Linked DNA regions of Homo sapiens: regions 1, 2, 4, 5 and 6 are each linked to region 3. Evidence: chromatin loops called from intact Hi-C (ENCODE). Cell type or tissue: Caco-2. All regions are shown on one strand.

Region 1 (4,000 bases), 350 kb after region 3:
GGGAGAGAGAGGGGGAAAGGAGGCTTTTGTGTGATATAAACTGACAGACCTGAAATCAAATGATAATGCTGCAAAAATGGGGATTTTCTTGTTTATCCATTACATTGTAGATAAATAATGTCATTACAGGCAAAATACGTAGTCAGAAGAATACTTCTTTCTAAAGTTGCTTCATCAATGTAATTGGATTTTATTTGGCTTATAATATTAATTAGAAATATCTGTGTAGCATTTCTTGGCCTGATAGGAGTAAGGAGATTCCAGAGAGTTCTAAATTATACACAACTGGCACCTCATGTAGCTCCAGAGGGTCCTAAATTATACACAGACTATCACCTCATGTAACTCCAAGTTAGAATTAAAATGCCTTTGTTAACTACCCAGAAGTGGAAGGCAGTCATTTCTTCCCTGGGAGATTGGCTTCTTTGTTATTTTTAGCTTCTGAACACTTAAACGTATTTCTTTCATTTTTACTAACCCAGGCCATTAAGACAAAATGTGTATAAGGTAGTTTTTTGTTTTGTTTTGTTTTGCAGCACAACTGTTGGTATGCCCATTAGTGTCCAGTGGAAACTTTCACTTTCAGATGTGGAGGCCGTCTTCATGACCACATGGTTCTGAGTTGACCTCCTTGATGGTGCCTGAGTTGATCCTTGGAAATCAGCTACGTCCTAGTAGCTGACCACGAGGCAGCACTCTGCCTAGCAGGCACTAGACCAGCGTTATAAGTAGTGTGCCACACAGTATCTAGCCATTAACAGAATAGCAATGCTCCATCTTTGCTAGAGGACCACTTGGGAGAAACATATTATCCTTAGCCATTAAGTACAGACACAAAGAGGTGGTCCCCAGAGGGCTCCAGGACAAGTTGGAAAAGCCTTTGCTGAAGACAGAACCAGCTGCACTGAAAACCTGTTTTGCTAAATTTAGTGCACTTTGGACCTTCCTTTTAACTTCAGAGTTACCTCTCTAGACGCTGGTCAGTCCAACAATGTTTATTTAGTGACATGAGGCTGAGAAGATGAATATCCTCACGCTCAGTTATTTACATAAAGCTAAGTAGCAAAGCCTGTAATGTTATAATCAGGTACCTATCTGCAAGACAGTTTTGAATGACACAGGGTATGAAAAACATTTACTCTAGTTTACACTGTTTTTGAATACTGTTTAGTCTCTATGGTGAAAATATTAATACTTTTTAATGATGTATGTGATCAAACTTTTATTTGATTGGCTTCTTATGGCACAACTCTTACAAAAAGATGGGATGTCATCATGTGCATTCTCTGCCTTTGAGCCTCTGATGATTCCAGTCATCTCAGAAAGATAGGGCTCTGCCCTCTTGCTTCTGATTTGCTGGCAATAGACCTTCAACTAATAGTATATCTGCTCAGCTGAAGATGGAGTGCTAATCTAGGGGGACTCGAAATGGCTCTGTCATTTTCTAGATGACAGCTCCTATTTTCCACTGGCTTCTGGCACATGCGCTATCATCCGTCTATGTCAAGAAGACACTTGCTTATCTGGTTGCTAGAAATGCTTTTGTTAAAAACACGTAACTGCAGTTCATCAGTCTTGTGAGGAAGTTGTTGATTTTGCTAAACTAAGTTTAAACTCCACTGTGGTTTTCTGATATGACATCTATTTTTATTAGATATTGTCATGATTATTTATAGTGTCTTAGAAGCATACTAGAATTTTTTTTTTAATGGCAATTTAGTCAGCTGATTGAATGGTGCAAAACAAAAGTTTCAGGACCAGGTACGCCCATATCAGATTTGATTCTTCATTTTTTGGCAACCATTAATTAAGAAATCACTGGCTAAAGAAGAGATAGAAGTTGAATTAGGGCCATAAAAAATCAAAATTCAATGCAAATAATGTATGTCTCACAACAAACAATGGCAAGTATTTAAAAATAAAACCAGTCATCTAGTTGTAACTTATGAAATACTATCAAACACCAAAGAATATCATCTGAAAATATTCTTGATCAATTTGTAGAAGTAAAATTTCTATTTACACTGGAAAATATTTCCTTTTCTGGTTTTCTTTTTGTTTTGACCAGTCTGCTCTCATTCTTCTGGTTTGATTAAGACTTGATCAGTCAGAACTTGTGCAAACCCTGTCTGACTGATCCCAACTAGCCCTAAGTATTCAGGAAGCGGCTGAAGAGTTCCCGTTCAGGACAACCAGCTAATATTGGCTCAAATCCTTTTGTCAAATATTAACTCACAGCCAATAAGGTCGTTAACAGTGCCCAAGGCAAGGACATGCCTCCTAATCTTTGAAGCGCAGTACCCAAATGTCAAAGCCAAGTGCTGTTTCCAGCTGTCCTTTCTCATACTTGCCTGTCTGAAATATACCCTTGTGTTCTTTTCTCTTTCCTTCTTTTTCTTCATACAAATACAAACTCACAACCCTTTCTACTAGCTGCTGGGTCTATCATGTGGCCTTTTCATAACGTGGATTGGGGAGTACCAGATAGGGCACATTTTGTGGCAGCCATCTACTTTCTTTCAGCCTTTTAAAAACAATGGCTATGACTATTACCAGAGAGATGGTTGGTAAGAGCTGCTTTGAGATTTGCTGCACCTCTGAAGCCTGTGTCTGATGGAGGAGAAACGAAGCCAGGAGCTGAAGCTAGTACAATAAAGCTTTCCTGAGAGGTTTTGTGGATGGGAAGTTATGACTCCTGGGCGTGGAAACAGCCCCAGAACTCTGTTCTTGGGTCCATTTTCTTTACTTTTCACTTAAACTGATGAAAGGGACACCGATGAAAGGATAAGGGCCTGAACGTTTTTAACATCTGAAATATGTGCATAACATTGGATGTGTAAATAAATTTAAAAAGTGAGCACAGCAATTAAACTGAAAAACGATGAGGCATCTCTCATAAACAGAAGCTCTGTATTTCTTGAAAGGAAAAATACATCGAAAAATGAAGACAGAGAAAACAGAAAATCTGGAATTTATTTTCTTTTTAGCACAACAAGACCATGTTGGAATAGATTTGTCTAAAATGGGTAATGACATCAATTTTGTGATAAATAATTATATTTCTAATAAGAAAAAAGTGCTTCTAATTAGTTATATTGATATTCAAGTAATTGTAAATTAAGGGAAAAATATTTGATATTAAGTTATTTGCTTTTTAAAAGAAACTTGCAGAAAAGATGCTCATTTTTAAAAAACCAAATTTTATGTTGATTATTTTGCAACTTTATGAGCACATATACACCCAAATATTTTTAAAAGCATAGCAAGTGCTTCGTTTTCTCCTCGCATCTCTGACTCTTCTAAAAATAGATGAATCCATTCCTATAAAGCAGAACAAAACCAAATAAAATGCATATGAACTTCAGCCCCATAAATTTGAGAAAACTTTCAAACAATGGATACTTTGGATATTTTATACTAATCCTATTTAACTATTTTTTCATGTCATTTCTTCAGCTATATACATCAGTAAGAAATTAACTGCCTCTAAAAATTTGACAGTTATATCCTAGATTTTCAGAGTGGTATAGGTCAATATTTTCAATTTAAAAAATTTATCTTACAATTTATGCCTTTATAAGGGAGTGATAACAATGTTTTACTTATGCAGCTGTGACATATTGAATGAGGAAAGAGCTTTGCCATCTGCAGGTGAGGGCTAATACCTAGCATATGTCAAACGTGCTGGCAGTGGTATTCCAACTGTATTCTGACAACAGAATCAGAAGAAATAGTGTTAAGCTGAGGAGAAAAGATTTGGGGCAAGGAACAGTTTTCCAGATGAGGAGTTAAGAAACATTGCTTACTATAATAAGACAATTTTAATTCATTTTTAAGCACCACCATGGGGTGACCTCCAGAGACCAGCTTTTACAGAGAGGCTTGACACTCAGTTGCATTTTTCCTTGTAAGTAAGAAGCAAATTAGGTTACCTGTCCATCCAGGGTGCATGGAGAAAAAGACAGAGCTGGAAGAGAGATTGCTGACCTAGTGTTTCAGT
Region 2 (4,000 bases), 80 kb before region 3:
ATTTGATGAATGACATTATTGTTTTAAAGTCTGTAAAATGTTTGGCTCAATAAATGTCTATTCCTTACACCAATCACCAATAATGCTTTAAGACACAATGTGATGTTCTGAGGAGCACCACAGGACTTGGGGGTGGAGAATCAAGAGTTTTGTTTCAAATCCACTACTTGTATAAACTTATGAAAATCATACTAAACCTATCAGCTCCTCGTTTCATCACCTGCACAACAGGCAAAGTATCACCTACTTCATATGATCACTGACAATGGTCAGTGAATGAATAAACAGAAAAGCTATAACTTAACACCCAGCATATAGTAGATCACTAATAATGATAATGAATGCTCTACGTGCTTTGTTTCCCACAGACAGTCACTTTATTTCTTAGCCTTCTTCCCATGGGAGGAGCTCAGAGACTTAAAAAATAGAAAGAAAATCTAACTAGTTAATTTTGATACTTACAGTAGATGTGTTTAAGATCTGGAAATCAATGAAGGAGGACAAAGAAATAGCAGATTATAAAGAGATTCTTTTTTTTCTTTTTGGAGACAGGGTCTTGCTCTGTTGCCCAGGCTCAAGTGCAGTGACTCGATCTCGGCTCACTGCAACCTCCACCTCCTGGGTTCAAGCAATTCTCCTGCCTCAGCCTCCCAGTTAGCTGGGATTACAGGTGTGTGCCACCACACCTGGCTAATTTTTGCATTTTTTAGTAGAGATGGGGTTTCGTCCTGTTGGCCAGGCTGGTCTTGAACTCCTGACCTCAGGTGATCCACCCACCTCAGCCTCCCAAAGTGCTAGGATTAGGATTACAGGCATGAGCCACCCACACCCGGCTTTTTTTTTTTTCTTTTTTTTTTTTTTTTGAGACAGGGTCTTACTTTGTCATCCATGCTGGAGTGCAATGGCACAAACACAGCTCACTGCAGCCTTGACCTCCTGGGCTCAAGCAATCCTCCCACCTCAATCTCCCGAGTAACTGGGACTACAGATGTGTACCACCACACCCAGCTAATCTTAAAATTTTTGTAGAGACAGGGTCTTGCTATGTTGCCCAGTCTGGTCTCGAACTCCTGGCCTTAAGTGATCCTTCTGCCTCGGCCTCCCAAAGGGCTGGGATTACAGGCGTGAGCAACCATGTCCAGCTTTTAACAAGATTCACGGTGGATTTTATCGTTTCCACAATGGACAATGATTCCTGTTTGCCTTCTAGCTGAGAAAGTTAGGGGTAGCAAATCATTCTTAACTAGGGTGACCAACTTGTCCCAGTTTGAGAAATCCTGGATCCCAAATCTCCCCTCAGTCTTCAGGACAGTTGGTCACCCTTTAACTGCAATGACTTGCCTGATACTCAATCTCCTCCCCTCCCCTTCCCCAAAGCTCAGCTTCACCTGGGCTCATCCTGGCCCTTCCCCTTGAGGTGCTTTTCCAGCTTGAGAGAACCTCAGAAGAAGGCATAGCGAGCCCCTGTCCCATCAGGCAGCCTTTCCCAGCGGGGCAGGCAGGGCTTTTCTGAAGCCAAGCAGGGTGCCCCGGGCCTCATTTGCATGGCAATGCCCTTTCAGCAGTGCAGTGATTTCGTTGCTGGGCTGGTCTCTGAGCTCTGGGAACAAACGGAAAGGTTTGTGTGCGCTTGTGAATGCATGCCATTCTCTTTGCTTTGCTTTGCTATCTGTCACCTCAAATGGTGAGGGTTAGACAAACAGTTCCTTGAACTGTTTAAAGGAAAACTACCCCTGCCTAAACAAGGCAGACTTGGATTTTCTCATCCCAGGGATAATGATAAAGAGATTGGACTTTGGCCTGTGAATCCACATTCAGTGCCTATAGAGGGATTGAAAGTGAATTCACTTTTTCTTAAAAGTGGCCACCAAATTAAATAGAGAAAAGGCTTTGTTTAGGTTTGGGTTTGTGTTTCAGCTCCTCACAAGCCAGGCTTTCATGCATTCTGACTGTCCAGGTCAGCAACCAGAATGTGCCTGGCTCCACAGCTGGGCCTCTGCACGGCTTGTCTGGCTAAGTCCAGGCGCGCATATTATCCTATCCAAGCATCAGTAGGTATTCAGAGCAGACAATTAGTTCTTTGAAATCAACTGGAAAGCCAGCATTCCTGTGCTCCAGTGGGGAGGAGGGGGAGAAGAGGGCAACTTTTAGACTATTAAAACATCCATCATACAGCCCTTTGCTATCAGGGGCACCTCACAGGAAAGCAAAGGCGACAAAGCAAAGAGTATTAAACAGCTGCTTGTTCGTGATTCTGCTATGTCTCTAAAACCTCTCTGGCTCCTGCACTCCAAGCCCCAGTTGAATGGAAGAGAAGTGTCCTGTGCATCAACGTGTTCTTCAGGACACTTGTTCTTCTCTGCACTGACCAGGAATTTTCAATGCCGCCATGCAAGAATGGCGCTTTACTTAAAGACACTGCATTATGTTAAGCAGACAGTCTGTCATTACTTAGCAGCCACACTATACTGTGGATGCAGTCCTGTTGTTTTTATTAAAGGGGTTGTCAGGATCTATAATTCACACATCATTAACCGCTTCATTAAGAAGACAGCAGCCCTGTGGGCCCTAAACTTGTAGCAGTTTGAAGACAAAGCAAGTAAACACTCTCCTTAACTGAGCCAGAGAGGCGACCCCCACAACCCCCCACTGGTGGGAGTGTCTGAAGAAGTGCTGTTTTCTAGGAAGAAAGTTTTTTCAAACTCTGGAGCATAAATGTGCAAAACATATTCACTTAAAACTGATTTGATTTAAGTTAAAAGCATTACTTTGCAATGAGCTGCGCAATCCCACATCATTCATCAAAACCAAGCCATCACGGGCCGCAATGTGTGGTTACTTAAGCATTTTCATATGCCCTAGACTTTTTTTAATGGAACAAAAAGCAAGACCATGAAATACACAGAAGGGAAAACATCAAAAAATTTGTACATGGCCCATGACATTGGTATTCCTCTAACATGGATTTTACTAAGCATCACTTATATAAACAATGGCGCCAAATCCTGTTTTCTTTCATAATGCATGTTTTCTCAGCAGTAGTACTGCAGATCTTGAAATACAATATGGGGGCTCTAGTTTCCCAGTGAAATCATATGGTTGGTGTATTTCCTCAAAATAAGCTTGCCATATGGAACCAGCCCTGGAACAGGCCCAGATCAAACAGAAGTAGCTAAAGATCCTGCACCTCTTGAACCAGCCAACACAGCCAGTGAGAAGACCAGTCAGCCTTAATGATTTCTTTAGAGTCTATGCACTTAGGTCTCTGTATTGGACTTTCTCTAAAGTTTTTGTTTGAAGAAAGAATTCTGTGACTAAAATGAGTTGGAAATATACCGTGATGGGACTTTCTTGATTTTTTTTACCCTATCAAAACCTTCCTGTTCTTAATTGCCTTTTTTCTCGGAGCTCTACTAGGTAATTGGCTAAGTAAACCATACTATGCTAAAGCCAATGTAAGGGATAAAACATAATATGTTTGTGCTTTTCTGGATAACATTTGCATTTATACTTTAGTCTTCAACCTCCTAACCAAAGAGAGTTAAGCATGAATTTTAGGTTCCATGGCAGGGCTACTTGGCAAAATAGTTTTGCCGTAGGCATGAAGTACAGAAGAGACTTCTCAGTGCTTGAAATCATACCACCCAGCAATCACCAAGACAATGATTCTCCAAATGTGGTACCCATACCAGCAACATCAGCATTACCTGGGAATTTGCACATTCTTTGGCCACACCCCAGACCTACTCAATCAGAAATTCTGAGATCTGTGTTTTTAACCAGCCTTCCAAATGATTGTGATGCACGCAAAAGTTTGAGAACCACAGACATAGATTCATGTTCTAAGTTGTGTTACCTAGAAGCAGAGCCTGAGATGGGGATCCTTATGAAAGTGATTTATTAAGGACCGCCTCTCAGTAGAAATCTGTAAGAAAGGAAGTGGAGCAAAGAAAGGGACAGAGACAAGCAAGCACGTGATGTAAATTCAGGTGAAGCCTCT
Region 3 (4,000 bases):
TACTCTAGGACTAAAAGGGCGTAGAAGGGTGTAAAATGCTCTGAATTTGAGAAGTCATTAACAGCTATCTGCCACTTCCGTATTTTCTGTATCTGGCAGCATAGTCTGTTTCTTGCCCAATTCTTCCCCAGTGGCAGGAGCAAAGGAAGGAGGAGCAGGCAGGAAGGCAAAGTAATTACCAAGATGAATGAAACTGAAAGATGCAAAGGAAATAAAATGTAAGAATGAAAAATCTCATGCCTTGTGGGGAGGGATAGGCAAGGAAAAGGAAATAGGAGCTATTGTCTTCCTAACTCCTCTCATCACCTAGTTTTCCTCACAAACCCACCACCTCTTGTAGATCAGTAGGTCATGGGTGATTAGCAGAGTTCCAGGTTTAAATGCCATTGAATTGCTTGTCAAAATATGTGTAATACAACTACAGATTATAGGACTGTATCTTAAAGTAATTTCTTACCATCCCCAGTCCTTGAGCTGTAAGGAGACAGTGGGAACCAATTGACAATTATGCTCCACATCAAAAAGCTGCTACTGATCCATGTGTCTCACTGGGATTGAAGAGCCAGGCTTCCTATAAATTATGATGCTTTATTTAAAGTCAGAGCGCTTATTTGCTTTTGTGCCAGCTCTGGGCCCTTTTCATCTCTAGCTATACCGGGCCCAGGAGAGCATACATTCCTACCGCTCTGCTGGCCACCAGCTGTGTCCTCTGTAAATCATAAAACCTCTGAACAAGCTATTCTTTACAAAGGCCAACAACATTTACTGGAAATGATCACTCTGCTATTATTCCATTCACTGAAATTTAAAATAGCAATTTACAACAGCAGCCGAAAACAGAAGAACTGCCTCTCTTAACTCTGTGTGTGTGTGTGTGTGTGTGAGAGAGAGAATGGGAGAGATCTGCATGTATATGGCACACAAAGGGGTACATTTTGTGTGTCACCAAAAAGCCACCATCTTTGCAAATCTAGAAAGGAAACAAGGAATATGAATGTCAGAGAAACCAGACTCAGTTTCACCTTTGGCGGCAGGGTGAATGAGGCTTAAGTTGTTGGTGAACCTCCCTGTTCTTCCTGGAGGTGGCCATGCCCTGCAGGCAGTGTGGGAAGTAGTTCCCACATTCTGGTAGAGAAGCCACAGCATGTGGCTCAGGTTCAGAATGCAATAGGGAAAGCTGAAAGGATGAACTCTGCAGTCATTTCTGAGGAGTAGGAAGGAAGAAAGAATAAACAGTGGCCATCAAATGGAGCACCCTAAGCACCTGAAAGCATGTCTCTGGAGACAGAGGCAGACTCACCTGTTCACAACCAGCTTTGTAGCCGCTTCATCTTGAGCTAACCTAAACCTACCTGAGCCTCAGTTTCCTCATCTATAAAATGGGAGTAATATGGATATTAAATAAGATGTGATTTATGTAAAGTATTTAACATGAGCACTGGCATAAAGAAGCCACTCAGCATATGTACTACGGCGTCCTCATCTTTTAAACTCTCCTGTAACTCACCCAGGTCATAAGCTGAAGAATGGAAGGAGATGCCAAAATGCTATGAATTCCACACTCAGAAATGCAGCTGGCAGCAAGCCCTCCCGCATTCCTCCCAGGTGAAGCAAACTCAGTTATGCGCATCTACACTAATTATCCCACATTGCTGGTGACCAGGCTTACTATAAATGTGGCCTATCTTTCTTTTAGAATCTTAAGGGCTGCAAATTCCAACCTGAGGGACTTCTTTTATTATTTCTATACCCACCACCAATTTCAAATGATATAAAATTTATCTTTCCTAACCCATCCATTGTTTAAAGCAAACATTTCCTCTGACTACTCAATAGTAAAGGCAACTGAGAAATGCAGTTCTAAATCACTGAAGCCTCATCTCTGGACTATTTCAGGGTAAGAAAACCTCATTTCATGTTTTCAGGAACAGCTAACTGAATGCCTGACATTTGTCTAAATTACAAAAGCCAAAATTAAAGCTCCCCAGTACCGTGACAACAGAAATGAGACTCTGCAGCAAGGCTCTGGGGATGCAGATGGACAGAGCAGGTTAAACATGAACTCATCTTTCCAATTCCCATCTGGACCCACCAGTTTTCTTGACAGCACTCAGAGGCTGCCTTCCCACCCTCCCCCATTCCACATTCCAAAGTTCTTATCTTTCAGGGAAGAAAAAAAAAAAAAAGCCCCACAGAGTTACAAGTATTTCAATAACGTGCTTAGAGACCAGCTCTTTTCTGTAAACAAGCCTAATGAAGTGTGACTAATAGTGCTCTCCTCCAGCACAGGGAAGGTAAAAGGGCCTTTGTTAGCACTTACTGGAGCAAAGTCGTCATTTTGCTGGAGCAGAACAAAACTTAGCTGGTTATTGATTGACCAGCCTGCTCGGTGTCACTGCTTTACTGTCTATTTCTATATACTCTGTGTGTAAATACGTGTGTTTACACAGACACTGAGATCGTCTGTATACACACAGTCACACACAGCCAGCTAACCTTTCTCTGCAAACAGGATGAAGTGTTCAAGGCATCTAACTGAAATCTAATTCCTCTCCGATATTTGTATCTCTTCTAGTCCTTGATATCACCTAACATTTCTCTCCATGTTGTTAGTATCATAGTATCATGAACCTCAATTTCAGGGCCTGTAAACCAACCCTCCCCATGGACACTTAATAGTTTCCGAAGTCACTCTGATTTAACCTGACCTGGTTATTACATTCTAGAGGTGATTTTGTTTTTTCATGAATTCAAAATTGCTGCTGTTTCCTTTCCCCATTTCACTGATCAATTCTGAAACTCCTGAAATTTGGCTCCAAATGTTAACTGCTAAATAAATACTTCATGATGACTTAAATTGTCTTCTTCAATTGACGTTTGTCTTAAGTATTAATATACACAGCAGCGATGTTAGCAGGAAGATCTGAAGTTGGCTCTGACTTCTTTCTTGGATGACTGAGGAATTCAAGTCAAAACCTGCTTTCCTTGCGAATCTGAGCACAAATTTCCGTATAAATTATTGACTGCACTTTGGCCTCATCTGAAACATTAGCCCCACAGGCTGATAAGTTCTGACCCCAGGTGGCACATCAGCCCTCTCAGAAGAGGCAGGAACATTAGTGCTTCGCACTGGGGACTAAGGCGTGTGAGCCAATCAATCACACTCTCTGACAGCTTTTACTGCCTCTGTGCATTAGGCCCAAGTCAACCTCCAAGACTCCTATTGTTCGCATTATTCTCTTATTCTCTGGTCTCATGAAGTTAGGGTTAAGTCCAAGGCTTTAGCAAGAGAAAGGCTATTGTTAGTAACTCAGTCTTTATTGACTCTGACCTGCAGGGCAGCCGACTTCAAGCCTTTTCCAGAAAGTAATGCACTGTTAATTGCTGCTCATCATCAGCGTGTGTTTTATACACCTCTCTTCACTGAAAGAAAACCTGACCAAATATTTCAGCATCCTCCCAGGTTGCCTTGTAATTCTCTCAAGAGTTACAGACACACAGACACACACACACACACAGACACACACACTTCTGGACAAAAATCTGATTTGTACTCGCCACAGTCCCTGAACCAGTAAATCTAATACCAATGCAAACAGAATGTTTGGCTGGACAATGCTAACACTTGGGGGTTGCCACCTGGAACAATAAATAAATTTTTTCATGGCAAATATCTGTGGGGATTAGTATATAGGGCAGGAAAATGCCTGATGGAAGAATGAGGTAGAAACCTATTATTTCCTTCTGATGTCCTTTGCTTAAAATAACTAAAGATCTTTTTCAGTGGAAACTAGTAGCTCTATTTGTGAGCAGCCAGCAACAGACTGGATAGCCTCAGGGTGAAGAGTACAGCATTCCATTCAGGCTTCCTTTGAAGAAATTCAGCACTCTAAAGGGGTGGCAGAATTATTGGTCCAAAGGCTTTCCGGTTTTCTTTGAAAGAGAAAACAGGCAGCCCATTATCTCTTCTTACCCAAACAGGCCTCTCAGGGGAGACAGG
Region 4 (4,000 bases), 230 kb after region 3:
GGTCAATCTATTTCAATTTCCTTGGACTCTAAAGCTCCTCATTTGGCATCCCTAAGAAAGACACAAGAGGTAGAGTAATAGAGTGGTTAAGGGGATTAACTCTAGGCTAATATTCCCTGAGTTCAAGTCCTAACTCTGTTCCTTATTAGCTCTGTAAGCTTTGTGACCCAGTTCATCACCTTTAATATGAGTATATATCATGATATCCATTTCATAGGGTTGTTTACATACTCTATAAAGTGCCTAGAATAGTGACTAACAATATATTTTTGTGTGAAATGACATAAAATCCAGTAGAAGCTTGTAATTAAATGTAGTGGTCATGTGATTACCAAATACCCAATTTGTCAAACTTCATTTGTCATTTGCATGGTCTCCCCTCAGTCTCATCCAGTTACCAGTTAATAATCATGGTTCCACCACTCCAACCCAGAGACGTCCCAACCAGATTGGTATTGAAAAATGGCTGGATTAATGACATGTATTTATTCTGCAGAATACCCACTATGTGTAAGAAGAACTTATAAAAAGCCCAGACTTAAGTGCATTTCAGTTTGGTGCCATCTACTTTGAAAAAAGAAAAAAAAAAGAGCTCTTTGCTTTTGTTTCAATTTATAGACTCAGTGGTGGATCAGCTCATTTAATGAGCTATAGCTGAGAGCAAATACTCCGGGAACGTCAAGTGCTAAAAGTTTGGAGGATTTGATTTTTTTCAGTCCAGTAACCAAAAGCATTTGATCTTTTATTGACAGAATATGGTTGCTGTAAAAAGAAATGAAATGTCCTAAGTATTCAGGGTTGAATAGCTATGAATGCTTTCTATTTTCACTGTTCAAACACCCTTAACTTTATGCTGTGTATAATAATATATTAGCATGTTCAGGGTTTATAAAGAAAATATACTTTTTTTCATGCAGTATTAAAATGGCCCCTTAAAAGTATATATTTCAAGGGAATGAAATTCTCTCAATGTTGTAGTTTTTTTATTAACAATTATTTTTCCAGATTAGTCTTCTGTTCCACCTAGGTAAAACAAGTAAAAATGAAAGTAGCATACAGGGATGTTTCTTATTTGAAAGAGTAGAAAATGTGGTTTTCTTCCAAATTGTGATTTCCTTTGATAAATGTGCCGTTACTTGATACTGGAGACTACGAGCACACTCAAGGGCAACACACAGCCAGGGCCTGGCAGATCCTTGTTGCAGGCCTTTGGAAACAATCCTACTGGGCTAGAATAACAGCTCCATTATTCAGCATGGCAAGTCTATCACCCTACTTACTAGCATAGTTTGGAGGTTAAACAATGGTGTCTCCTGCTACTTACCCATTATCAAATTTCTTCACAATATTTATTTAGACTACTATCACTGAAGCAAGGGCACCAACTCATAAAAACTCAACTTTCTCAGAAGTAAGACTTCATTAAAGAGAACACTCCAAGAGGAAAGTACTCTGGTTAGGAACATTCCTTTACAGTCAAGAAAATCAATTCCAACTTGAGTTTCAAGTATTTCAAAATTACTGGATGAGAGAGATATGTTACTTTTATTAAAAAATTAATGCTCTTTAGAAGACCATCACTTAAATATTAGTGTAATTCATGCTACATCACAGTTAATTGAAAATATCACTGACATTTGTAGATAAGAATGACAATAATAACTGGAAAAATGCATTTAGTTGCCAATGCCTGCAAATAAATGCCGATTTTGCTTACGGCAGACTAGAAAAATAAAAGCAGACCAAGGTATGTTTGTTGGTTATAAGGGTGGGTTGGTCTCATTTAAGTTTACAGTGGGAAATAATATTCATTTGATTTAAAAAAAATCTATGTGAATGATTTAAAGAAAGAAGAAAATCTTTGGGGTAAGTGTTGACATTTAGAATACAGAATCTGCTTTTTACCTTCAGTTGCTGAGAAACTGATCACAGCTTGGTTAATCTTTTACCAGGAAAATGTCCACTGATTAGGTAACTTAGAAACATGTTTATATTTCTTAGCTACTAGGGTAGATCTACCAGCTCAATTTACACGTTAAGCCTAGGAAGTGGAAATTCTTAACCCTGGATATGGATCTGCCCAAACGTCTGTCTTTCATTGGTCTCCAGACTTTGTTTCTATAGCGAAAGCAGCCTCTAGGGGTGGGTGTGTGGGAGAGCGCCCCGGCCCCCAGCAGACACAGGGAGTGAGATATGACAGCACTCTTTAATAATGAAGTGAGCACCGTGGCAAGCCCAGATTCTGAGCAAATTCTCTTTGAAAGGCAAGCAGCTGTGTAATCATTTATCTAGTCTTAGTAGGAAATGGCTTATTTTACACAATTTTCTCAAAAGCAAATTTGAAATCCTCATTGTAATGTGACACCTTCTCTATCCTCAAAGTGCAATGAGGAAGAGAAAATTTAATATAGGAGTCAGCTTTCCCCTCTTATCCTTCACTAACAGCAGCATACTTATTTGATATATAAAAATAATAAAGGTGAAAATTTTGGAAGAGCTGAAGTCACCTTTTTTGGGGGGTGCTTTCATTTTGCTATTGGCTGTTAGTGCTAAGCTGAATTATAACATGTTCCACAACTTTATGGAAGACAAGACTTTGTGTTAACTGCAGAGTAAACTCACCAACTTTTAGTGCTGCCAGTTGTTTACAGTGAAATGGATCCTTGATGTTTTTTTTAGATCCTTGATTTTTACAGCCTTCCAACCACTAACCTTCTCCAGTGATAAATTCTAGGGCAATTTCAAATTCAGAAAGATGACAGTCAATTCCTGAATTTAGGAAGGAAATCGTTTCTTTACATGCTTACTTTGCATTTCAAGTCCGCCAGAAAGGAAGCCCTAGCACATTTGAAAATATCTTGGGAGTTACACAAACGTATGCAAGGCATCTCAGATTTATCTTTGGCATCTCTGCCATTTATTTAGAAGCTGCGCACAAACAGAATCTGTCTTGTCCCATGCAGCCCTTCCATCGCACTAGGAATACATTATTGTGCTTCTGTTTAACATGCAGCCTTAGTGAAAGTACAAATTTGATACAGTTATACTTTTATAACCTTCAGTTTACAGTTGAGCTCTATGCCTTTTTAGTGCTGACTAGAAAATCAGATGGGATGAATCTGGGAATACAGCTTCACAATGTGCATAATCCTGGCTCTGCAACTGAGGAAAATCAATGAGGGGAAGCATTGATCTCCTTGCAGAGTGCAAATGCAGTTAGCTCAGAAACACTCTGCCGGGGATTTTGTTATTCAAGTCATTCAGCTGCACAACATGTTTTCAAACCAAGCTCTTATCATGCAGCAGCTCTCTAGATTCAGCTTAACTCTACTTACACATGCATAAAAAAACATGTCTTCCAAGAGGAAAAATAACTGCATATCCACAGTCAGCTTCTATGTTTGGTCAAGGCTAAGCAAAATAGCCTTCACTTCAGTGACATTTCACTATGTCACTGGGTGGAGAAAACTCCTGCAGGAAGATGTGAGAATGAATCACTTCAGGAAAATATTATCTTCAGCTATGATGAATTTGATGCTTGCCTAGGCTGCTTGGCCAACTTGTTTTCCTTTTTTTCATGAAAAAAAGTAAATGTAACCAAGAAATTATCTGGAGGGCCCACCATCGATATGCACGTGTGTGCAGATACAAAAATGAAATGTATTACATAGCCAAATACAGTATGTATAAAAATATATATTGCAATATTTCATACTTGTTAGTGAAAATATTTTTACAACGTAGTGCCTCCCAAGTGCAGGAAATAAATCAAACCTTTTAAAAGAGATTGCAGATGATTCATTTACTGCTGTCATAATATGGTGTTTTCTTTAATGAAAATTTATATCGTTTTTCCTGGACTCAGTGGAATAAATTTATACTGAAAGATGGAAAGTACTGATACAGTCAGTATTAAACGCATCCAGTACTTGATATGTTGTAAACAGGAGCTTGACCAAGTGAGGTATGGACTGACATCATTTGAATGTACATTTTCTAA
Region 5 (4,000 bases), 78 kb after region 3:
CAGTGAATGATATTCAAACTAGGTCGGGGGGTGGAAATGAGAAAGAAGAGTAAGTGGCTTTGAAAAATCCACAGAAGTATTTGTTCATCATTTCAAACCTATTTGTTCTAACCGAAACACCTTTTCCTTTGAGTTCTTTATTACAGTTACAATATATACCTTTAAGTTTTCATTTAGTTTCACTGGGGGGAAAAGCCTTCTGAATACCAGATGGGATCCCTGTGGTTCAAGGCCCACAGACCTAGCAAAATATAAGTATTTGCTTTGTGATCATTTCAGTTCTTAAGGCAAAACCCATCATCTTTTCTACTACATTCCCAAAGGTATTTCCAAGAAAAATTTAGCAAATATGCAAAATTCAGCTTTAGGAGCAAAGTCTCACTTTGGATATGCAAGAGGTTGCATATCCTTTGAGCTCTCAAAATAACATTACAAACAGCCCAACTGCTGGTCAATCAACTATGAATAGTTTAACAACCTTTCATTCAGTTGCAAAGGCTTTGTTCCCATTGCCAAAACCTTGAGCTTAAATTAAAAAGAACTTGTGACAGGGAGCAAGTAGTCACTAGTGAAACTGCAGTTGGGAGAAAGAATTAGACACAGAGGGAGAGGTCCATATATTCTGCAACAGAGTGGAACGTAAAACCAACAGTGAACATTTTTTAAAGAATAAAACCCATACTAACTAAATACTCCCAATCCAACATCTGTATATGCAGTTACAACATTTATATACACACACCTATGACATACCAGTTACAGGGCACCAATATCATACACATATTACTTACTCTCTAATGACAGTCTAAGTCATCACTGAGGCAGGGAGCTCACCTGTTCTCCATCCCTTTAATCTTCAATGACTACATTAGGAGAGTATTATGATCATTTATCAACAAGAATCCTAGCGAAGAAGGGTTATTTTCCCTAAGATGTTGCTAACAAGGATAGCCCAGTATTTCCTTAGTTCTGACTTCCATATAACACAGGAATGTAATACAAGTAATTTAGGAATAAAGTGTTTTGTATTCAAGCAAAACCCTTGATGTTCAGATTGCTGGCAAGTTCAGAGTGCTGGCAATCAAAACTATGTTGTGCTGCAGTAATTACTATGAAAAACTTCCAGTGCTTAATATTAAAGAATAGAATAACATGATCCTGCCACCTCTTCTACACCTCTAGAGTGTGTTCAATGTGGCAATTATCTTCCTTCAAGAAGCAGAGAGTTTAAACTGCATTGAAACTCAATTATACTCATGACTTTTGAAAACATACACTCCAAGTCAGGTTTCATCACATTCAAATCACTGCACAATATCTTATGAAACAGATTTTATCCCCCTCCCACAAGACATCTTCAAGCATAAAAATGACTTATTTTCAGCTCTGTACCCACTTTTCACTTTATTAAAGTAGAGGGATGGCTGAGCAATGCTGAAAGACAAAGAAGGATCTCAACTGATAAAAACAATTCAACGTGCAGCTCTCCCACACGTCATTACCCAGGCAGCCTAGAGCTGCCACCACGTTAAAAAACCAGATCACACACTTGTTAACAAAAAACACATTACTTTGCTACTTTTAAGAATGCAAAGAACTAGGAGTAGTAGATTTATGATTTAAGTGCTTGTGGCTAAAATAGCTTTCCAATTATCAAGGGCCTCTTAGGAAGAGCAAGAATGCATTATGTGTTAATGACCACAACCAGGGGTCCCTTTCTCGACTCTTTTGTCAGAACCCAAGCAGATCCTCCCCGCAGCTTCACCATTAACATGTCTGTTTCCTGTCAGGCCACTCAGAGATAATGTCATTTATCTCAGGGAGGCACAAGCCCAGTCATTAGCTTCAATAAAAGACCTCAAACAAAGGCCGGATAATGTTTTACCCAGGGCTCTAACTAAACCCAGAACCAAGATTCTTAGTGTCTAAAAGTCAAGGACTCAAAAGTTACCCTTCCTTAAAAGGATATTTTCCTCATTATCAACAATCCTAGATTACAGCTCTGAACAAGAGCAAGGTCTATGTATAGTAAACACCAGTCCACAGCAATATCACACACAATTAGATTAACTGATAAACGCTGACCAGAGTTGGCGTGAGAGCCTTTTCCCCTCCTTGCCTCCAGGGGGAAAATTGACAGAATAATTCAAGTACTGACTAAATAGTCAGATCTTTGGAAAAGCTGACCGCTCATTGTGATTGCCTGCAGGAACTGTATAACCATTATAAAGTGTTCAATGGCTGGGCTTCTGGAAATCTTTTAAATAAAAGTGGAACTGGTTAAAATAAATGCAGGAACATGTGTTTTCACAGTGTTGCTCATATTACTGCAATTTCAAGTTTCTATGAAGTACCAGGTGAACTTTTTTAAATTAAAAAAGAATACACGCGCACACACAGACACCGTCGAAACTGGAGCAAATCGCAGCCATTCAATCCCTCTTTTTCACGCTGAAAACGAAGAACAGATGGTACTTTCCATGTTGTTCGAATCTGGTTATTGAACACCTCTGTGGTTAGGGAGATTTCTGCTTAGCACTTTCGGCATACATTTCATTTACTAACTATAAAATGCTGCTTAGGAAAAATAAGTCTTTATAACAGTCTAATTAAAACCATCTTGCAGCCAAGCAATTTCACTTGAAGAGCATTCTTAACCTCACGACATTTGGACTATCAATCCCTCCCCCCACCGTTTTTTACAGACTATTTGCAAAGTTATTAAAAGTTGCAAAACATTATTTATCTCCTATAGGACAATCTTGATCAGTTATGCATATTCCTTCTCTCTCCAGCAAAGCAAACGGATTTCACACACCAAAGTCAGAATTCAGTGATGGGTCTGATTACACAAATACCTAAGTTCCATGTGTTCTTGGGGAAAGGGCAGCCCCCTCCCTCAAAAAGCCCTGTCACCCTGTGAGGAGGCCTATAGAAAAGTAAGGAGCTGGATCAATGCTGATTTGGACGCCACCCTTAGTTACCAACGTCTTTAACAGCTAAACCTCTTATGTAGCTTTCAAAACAGTTTGCTGTCCGACAACAATGGACTCTGTTCTTTAATTATAGCAAGTGACCCCTCTGCCCTTTTATTTCACAGTAGATACACTACACTCTAGGCAGAATTCATATGGGACACTATATTTGAAAAAAAAAAAAAGCATAATGTCCACAAAACTCATTAATCAAAATATGTTCTTAAACTGCTCACACTCACTTAGAAAATGTGCCAGAATTCCCTGGTGAAGTATAAAAAGGACTCTACAAAAGAATAAAATAAAATGAATGATATCCTTTATGGACAGGTCCATTTGTAGACACCACCTTTATGACCAGGGCCATCTTAATGAAAGCAATATGATATTACAGAAATAATTCTCTTCCCTGAATAGGTATTGAGACACAACTATATGACCTCTTGTGCCTTTCACTTCTGTTTAAGTATCAGCCACTTTTAGGATTTTTGAGTTTTTGTATATATTTTTGAATTTTCCAGAAATCAAATAAACCCATCAACTTTACATATAAACTGTTTATTTATAAAGCCCAGCTGAATGCCTCCCTATCTGATAAGTCAAAACTGTAAGATGGCTAGGAGGATACATAAAGAAGAGCTTCAATACAAGGCTATTATGCTTCACAAGAAAGGAGGGGAAGGTGGAGAGGCAGGTTTTAACAACCAAAAGCCAACCCATCAAATCTACTTATTCAGACATGTCACTGGTGGCTTAACCACAAAATGGGCTACAGAAATATAGCTCAAACATCTTAGAATTATGGCATGTTTTGATTTTGTTCACGTATTAAGGGAGTGGCGACTTTTACAACATACTTGTGGTTTCCACATAAAGGAGTAGAACACTCATTGATTTAATTAGGTTTCATAAGGTCCAATTTATCATGTTTTACATGACTTTGTGTAGTGAAGAAACAGAATAAACAGACCAAAAATAGACATTTAAGCATGCATGCTATGAAAATTAACCGGTGACAGCAAGTC
Region 6 (4,000 bases), 340 kb after region 3:
ATATTGATTCTGGCATAAATGTTGCTGGCATAGCATTGGAATGCATGCATGAATATAAGAAAAAATTGATCATTAAAATCTAAGTTAAAAACAAAAATCTAGTGCACTCATTCTATTAAAGAACTTTCTTCTTTTTTTTTTCTTGGCAAGAAAAGTGTTTCTGAGAAGTTTTCTAAAAGCAGTAAGATACTCTCATTAGATAAAACAAGGTGCTGTGGTCTGGGGTAGCAATTTTGAATTTTTATCAAATGCAAGACTCATGTAATCCTTCCACAAAATGAACCACCGGGATAATTGGCTTAAAAGGTGATTCTCTTGCATTTCTTATGCAGACAAAAAATAGAGTGAACACTCAAAACATAAAAATAAATACTTGGCTGGGTGTGGTGGCTCACACCCAATATGTTGGAGGCTGAGGTGGGAGGATCACTTGAGTCCAGGAGTTTGAGACCAGACTGGGCAACAAAATGAAACCCTGTCTCTACCAAAAAAAATTAGCTGTGCTCAGTGGCATGTGCCTGTAGTCCCAGCTCGTGGGGAGGCTGAGGCAGGAGGATCCCTTGAGCCCAAAAGTTCCAGATTGCTGTAAGCTACAATTGAGACAGTGCATTTCAGCCTGGGTGACAGAGTGAGACCCTGTTTCAAAATAAAAACAAAAGCAAAAAAATGTTTGCCATGGATTTTATAATAAGGAAAGACTGAATCCCAGAAGCTATTTGTAAGGTTTTGAATATGTAGAACCCCCACAAATAATAGTGGTCAAATTCTTCAAATAGAATATGTATTCTTAATTATTGTGTCTGCTTAGATTCAGTTTAAATTGTTCCCACGTCATTAGAAAATGCCATGTTTACACAACAATGTAAGTTTTATTTATTTTTTTCCGTGTTGAACTGAAATTACTCACAGGTCACAGTTAGGAGAAAGAAAGAAACATCCAGATGGACTATCCTTTATTTTCTCAGCTGGACATTGTGTATGTCTATGGAATGTATCTGTGCAAATAGCATACTTCTACGTTCAGGAAGTGATATTTCAGAATAAGCTCTTGTAAAACAGTACTTTTTGTAGTTTGGGGTGAAGCCAAGGCAAAATTTAGATTTCTTCTGTTTCATAGATGAACTCTATAATAAACAAAACGAAGTCTATAAAGTCAATTTACAATATGGTTATTGTATGAGATTTGACATCACTGTAAAATATTACATTGGACAAAAATAATGCTGCTGAAAATACTTGCTGCCAGCAGCTCTTATAACTATAAGATAAGGCAACTGATAATGAATTCTTTTAACTTGGAATTCAAATCTCGGGACTGAATGTTACCCATTATTGGAGTTCAAAGGCAACTATCTCTAGAATTGTTCTTTTAATGCTTGTTGGATGGTTTTAGTTGTTCTTTTCTTGTAGGCACACAATTGTTGTCTTGATCTTTGTGATAAAAAGCGTTCTCTGGGTCTTTGTAGTGAACCCAGTTGGCTTGGTAACATGCCTGTAGTCAGAATTCCAAAGTGGGGAAACAAAGGCTTAGAAATTATTGGCTGAGAACTGTTTGTTCAGAACTGTGGGAATCTTACCCTGGCCTGTGGAACCAATGGTCTGTCTTCATTAGATCCACATTCATCCAGAAACTCCCCAATTCCTTGCCCTTTTGTCTTTTCCCAAACTAGAGCTTTAACCACAATAAAAACAAATGTGGCAACTTCTTTTGTAAATCAATTCCTACCAAAATTCCCAGTGTGCTGTAATTCTTCCCCTTCATGTCATCATTCCAAAAGCATGGCATTAGCTTATTCAATGTTACATTTATTTCCATAATAAGGATGTGTCAAGGGGCAAGACATTTAAAGGCAAAGCAAAAAAAAAAAAAAGCTTGCCTTTAGGCCTAATTGAATGGTGATGAGTTCGCGTCCCCCTGTCCATTGGCGTTCATTTTCCAGGGTTAATTAAACAAACAAATATAGTCCAGCAAGACTATTTTAGACTACATAGTTTAAAACATTCAATACAAGTTGAAGTACAATCCAGTAAAGTAAATTTCACCAACAAATGCCATATAATTGAAAGAGAAAACATAGCAATTTTACATTTTTTTTTTCTGAGTGTAAAGGTATTCTTAAACCAACTGACACTATGTCATCTGATTACACAATTGTGACTTGGAAATGCGAAGAATTTTCTTTTGTGTGTCTAAATAATGCGAGTTGAATTCCTCAGTGTTCTTATAAATACTTTAATTACACTGAAGCTTTATCAGCAGGGAGCCATGGGAAGTATGTAGGGCCCTGGATAAACATTTTTAAAAGCAAGAACTATTCAAGTTACACAAAAGACAGGACAGTCATAACAACAGCAGCAACGACAACCACAACAAACTGGGGAAGCTGTACTTTTTAGGAGAGGAGGATTGAATTGTTTTTCTTTTCTTTTTATGTCCCACTGTTGTTTTGGGGAAAATACCTAAAAAATGGGAAAGATGAAGCCTGAGCAACCGAAGGTACCGAAGAATTTTAAGTAGTGTCTTAGGAGAAAATTAAAAGGAAACCTGATTAACAGTGGTTCAGAGACATTGAAACTCCGTATATTCAGGCTTGGCTATTAGATCTAAAAAATAGAACAAGGGTAAGCATAACTCCTTTTAGGACAGCTTTAATCATCTTTGTTCAACTGTGATGGAATGCCTTACCAATGTGATAGTACATACTCACAGCCATAGGTCATTTTGTTTTCTCCATAATCCTAGTTACCATCTACATTTCCTCCTGAAATTTGCAGGTCCTGAGTAATATGGAATAAAAGTTTAATGTGGTTTGGCTTCAGGATTACAGGTCATAGCTATTAATTATTGACTGAGCAGTGCATGGCTTAATACAAGAAGGAAAATAATCAGAAAGAAATCATGCCACGTACCTTCACTGAAGCTTATGGTCTAGTTGTCTCTTTTTGCTCTGACTCTCAAGGGCTTAGCACCATTTCAACTGCATCGCTGCAAAGTTGATGAATTGTCATTGCCATATTTACCTTCCCTTTTCTTTGGCCTCCCTTCCTCCCTCCCTCCCTTCCTTCCTCCCTCCCTCCCTTTTTTCTTTTTTCTTTTGTATGTGTATTTGCTGTGTATGTATATGTATTTGTTGTATATGTATCTGTAGATGCTGTTTTGATTACATTCTGAAAATAGGTAGAAATTGGATAAATAGAAACATAGTAAGGAAAACACATTACATGTGGAAAATATTCAAACACATTCTTCAAGTAATGTCCAGATGGAATGCAGGCAGTGTGGTGAGGAAAGTGTAGGAGAATTGGGCTTTCTGTGGATAATGGGCACTTTCTGGGCCTTGGTTGTTTCATCTGTTTATTTTCTTTTTGACGAGATAATCTTTCAGCACCAACATTCTATCATTCAATAAAATGAGTAGCACTATGTGTCCCAAATAAGCAAACAAAACTTCATTTTCAGATTCTGTCTTTGAGTAGGTGAATTTTGAAAATTTTTCAGGTGCAGATTGTGGCTTAACTTACAGGTCCCCATAGTGGATGATCATCAAAATTGTAAAGTACAGATGTCCAGGTATCAACCCAAATGTGTTGAATGAAAACGTCTTGCAGTGGGGTCTGGAAATTTATGGTTTCGACAAAAATTTTAGTAAAAATTCTCCAGAGGATTATGATGAACTTCCAAAACTATGCTCCATCCAGCTAGATTCCTTTTGGTTTGGGGTTTTATTGTCATTGCAATAAGGAACAGTTCTCTTGGCAAACACTAAACTCTAAATTGGTGACACAGAGCTTCCATTTTCTTTCTTGTTTTCTTTTTTTGTAGTTTTAAGGAGCAGGGAGTCTAATAGGCAATAAAGAAGGGGGAAGAAAGATAGAAGAAGCTCCTCTGTACAGAGACAGAGGGAGGGCACTCCAAAGCCAAGAGACAGAACCCCCAGAGCTTCCATTTTCTATAACTGCATACTGAATACTGATCTCAGTTACTTGATAAAATTGTGTG

What was found. Peaks named below come from ENCODE experiments on the same cell type or tissue, not always from the same donor. Only the 100,000 strongest peaks of a DNase experiment are listed, where the experiment ranks them.
Region 1: a loop joins it to region 3, with 5 times the contacts of the local background. A loop is called at or near these places in 4 of 110 quality-filtered maps.
Region 2: it touches region 3 in a loop (4-fold over the local background); 6 of 110 quality-filtered maps call a loop at or near these places.
Region 4: a loop joins it to region 3, with 3 times the contacts of the local background. A loop is called at or near these places in 2 of 110 quality-filtered maps.
Region 5: it touches region 3 in a loop (3-fold over the local background); 77 of 110 quality-filtered maps call a loop at or near these places.
Region 6: a loop joins it to region 3, with 10 times the contacts of the local background. A loop is called at or near these places in 4 of 110 quality-filtered maps.

Annotation. Positions count from the first base shown.
Region 1 is chr5:125,010,690-125,014,689 of GRCh38, forward strand. No RefSeq gene overlaps it. Among named protein-coding and RNA genes, the nearest start is that of ZNF608, 270 kb to the left of the region's middle. RefSeq lists a silencer at 1,394-1,594. In Caco-2, no CTCF peak of the experiment used is centred here; DNase peaks (open chromatin) are centred at 912, 1,422 and 2,232.
Region 2 is chr5:124,579,641-124,583,640 of GRCh38, forward strand. No RefSeq gene overlaps it. Among named protein-coding and RNA genes, the nearest start is that of LINC01170, 140 kb to the left of the region's middle. In Caco-2, no CTCF peak of the experiment used is centred here; DNase peaks (open chromatin) are centred at 1,581 and 2,131; H3K4me3 peaks cover 217 bases.
Region 3 is chr5:124,659,312-124,663,311 of GRCh38, forward strand. All of the region lies in intron 3 of ZNF608 (zinc finger protein 608), which reads right to left. Among named protein-coding and RNA genes, the nearest start is that of ZNF608, 85 kb to the right of the region's middle. RefSeq lists enhancers at 992-1,685, 3,125-3,642. In Caco-2, no CTCF peak of the experiment used is centred here; DNase peaks (open chromatin) are centred at 1,590, 2,140, 3,120 and 3,990.
Region 4 is chr5:124,886,185-124,890,184 of GRCh38, forward strand. No RefSeq gene overlaps it. Among named protein-coding and RNA genes, the nearest start is that of ZNF608, 140 kb to the left of the region's middle. In Caco-2, a CTCF peak has its summit at 2,149; a DNase peak (open chromatin) is centred at 2,147.
Region 5 is chr5:124,737,365-124,741,364 of GRCh38, forward strand. The region is part of intron 2 of ZNF608 (zinc finger protein 608); the gene reads right to left. Among named protein-coding and RNA genes, the nearest start is that of ZNF608, 7.3 kb to the right of the region's middle. RefSeq lists enhancers at 66-675, 1,284-1,891. In Caco-2, no CTCF peak of the experiment used is centred here; DNase peaks (open chromatin) are centred at 1,787 and 2,097.
Region 6 is chr5:124,994,643-124,998,642 of GRCh38, forward strand. LOC105379158 (a long non-coding RNA gene) reads right to left here and starts at 1,496. Exons shown (of 7, transcript XR_001742529.2): 1 at 1,327-1,496; 2 at 908-1,124. RefSeq lists an enhancer at 314-2,595 and a silencer at 3,961-4,000. In Caco-2, no CTCF peak of the experiment used is centred here; a DNase peak (open chromatin) is centred at 1,529; H3K27me3 peaks cover 132 bases.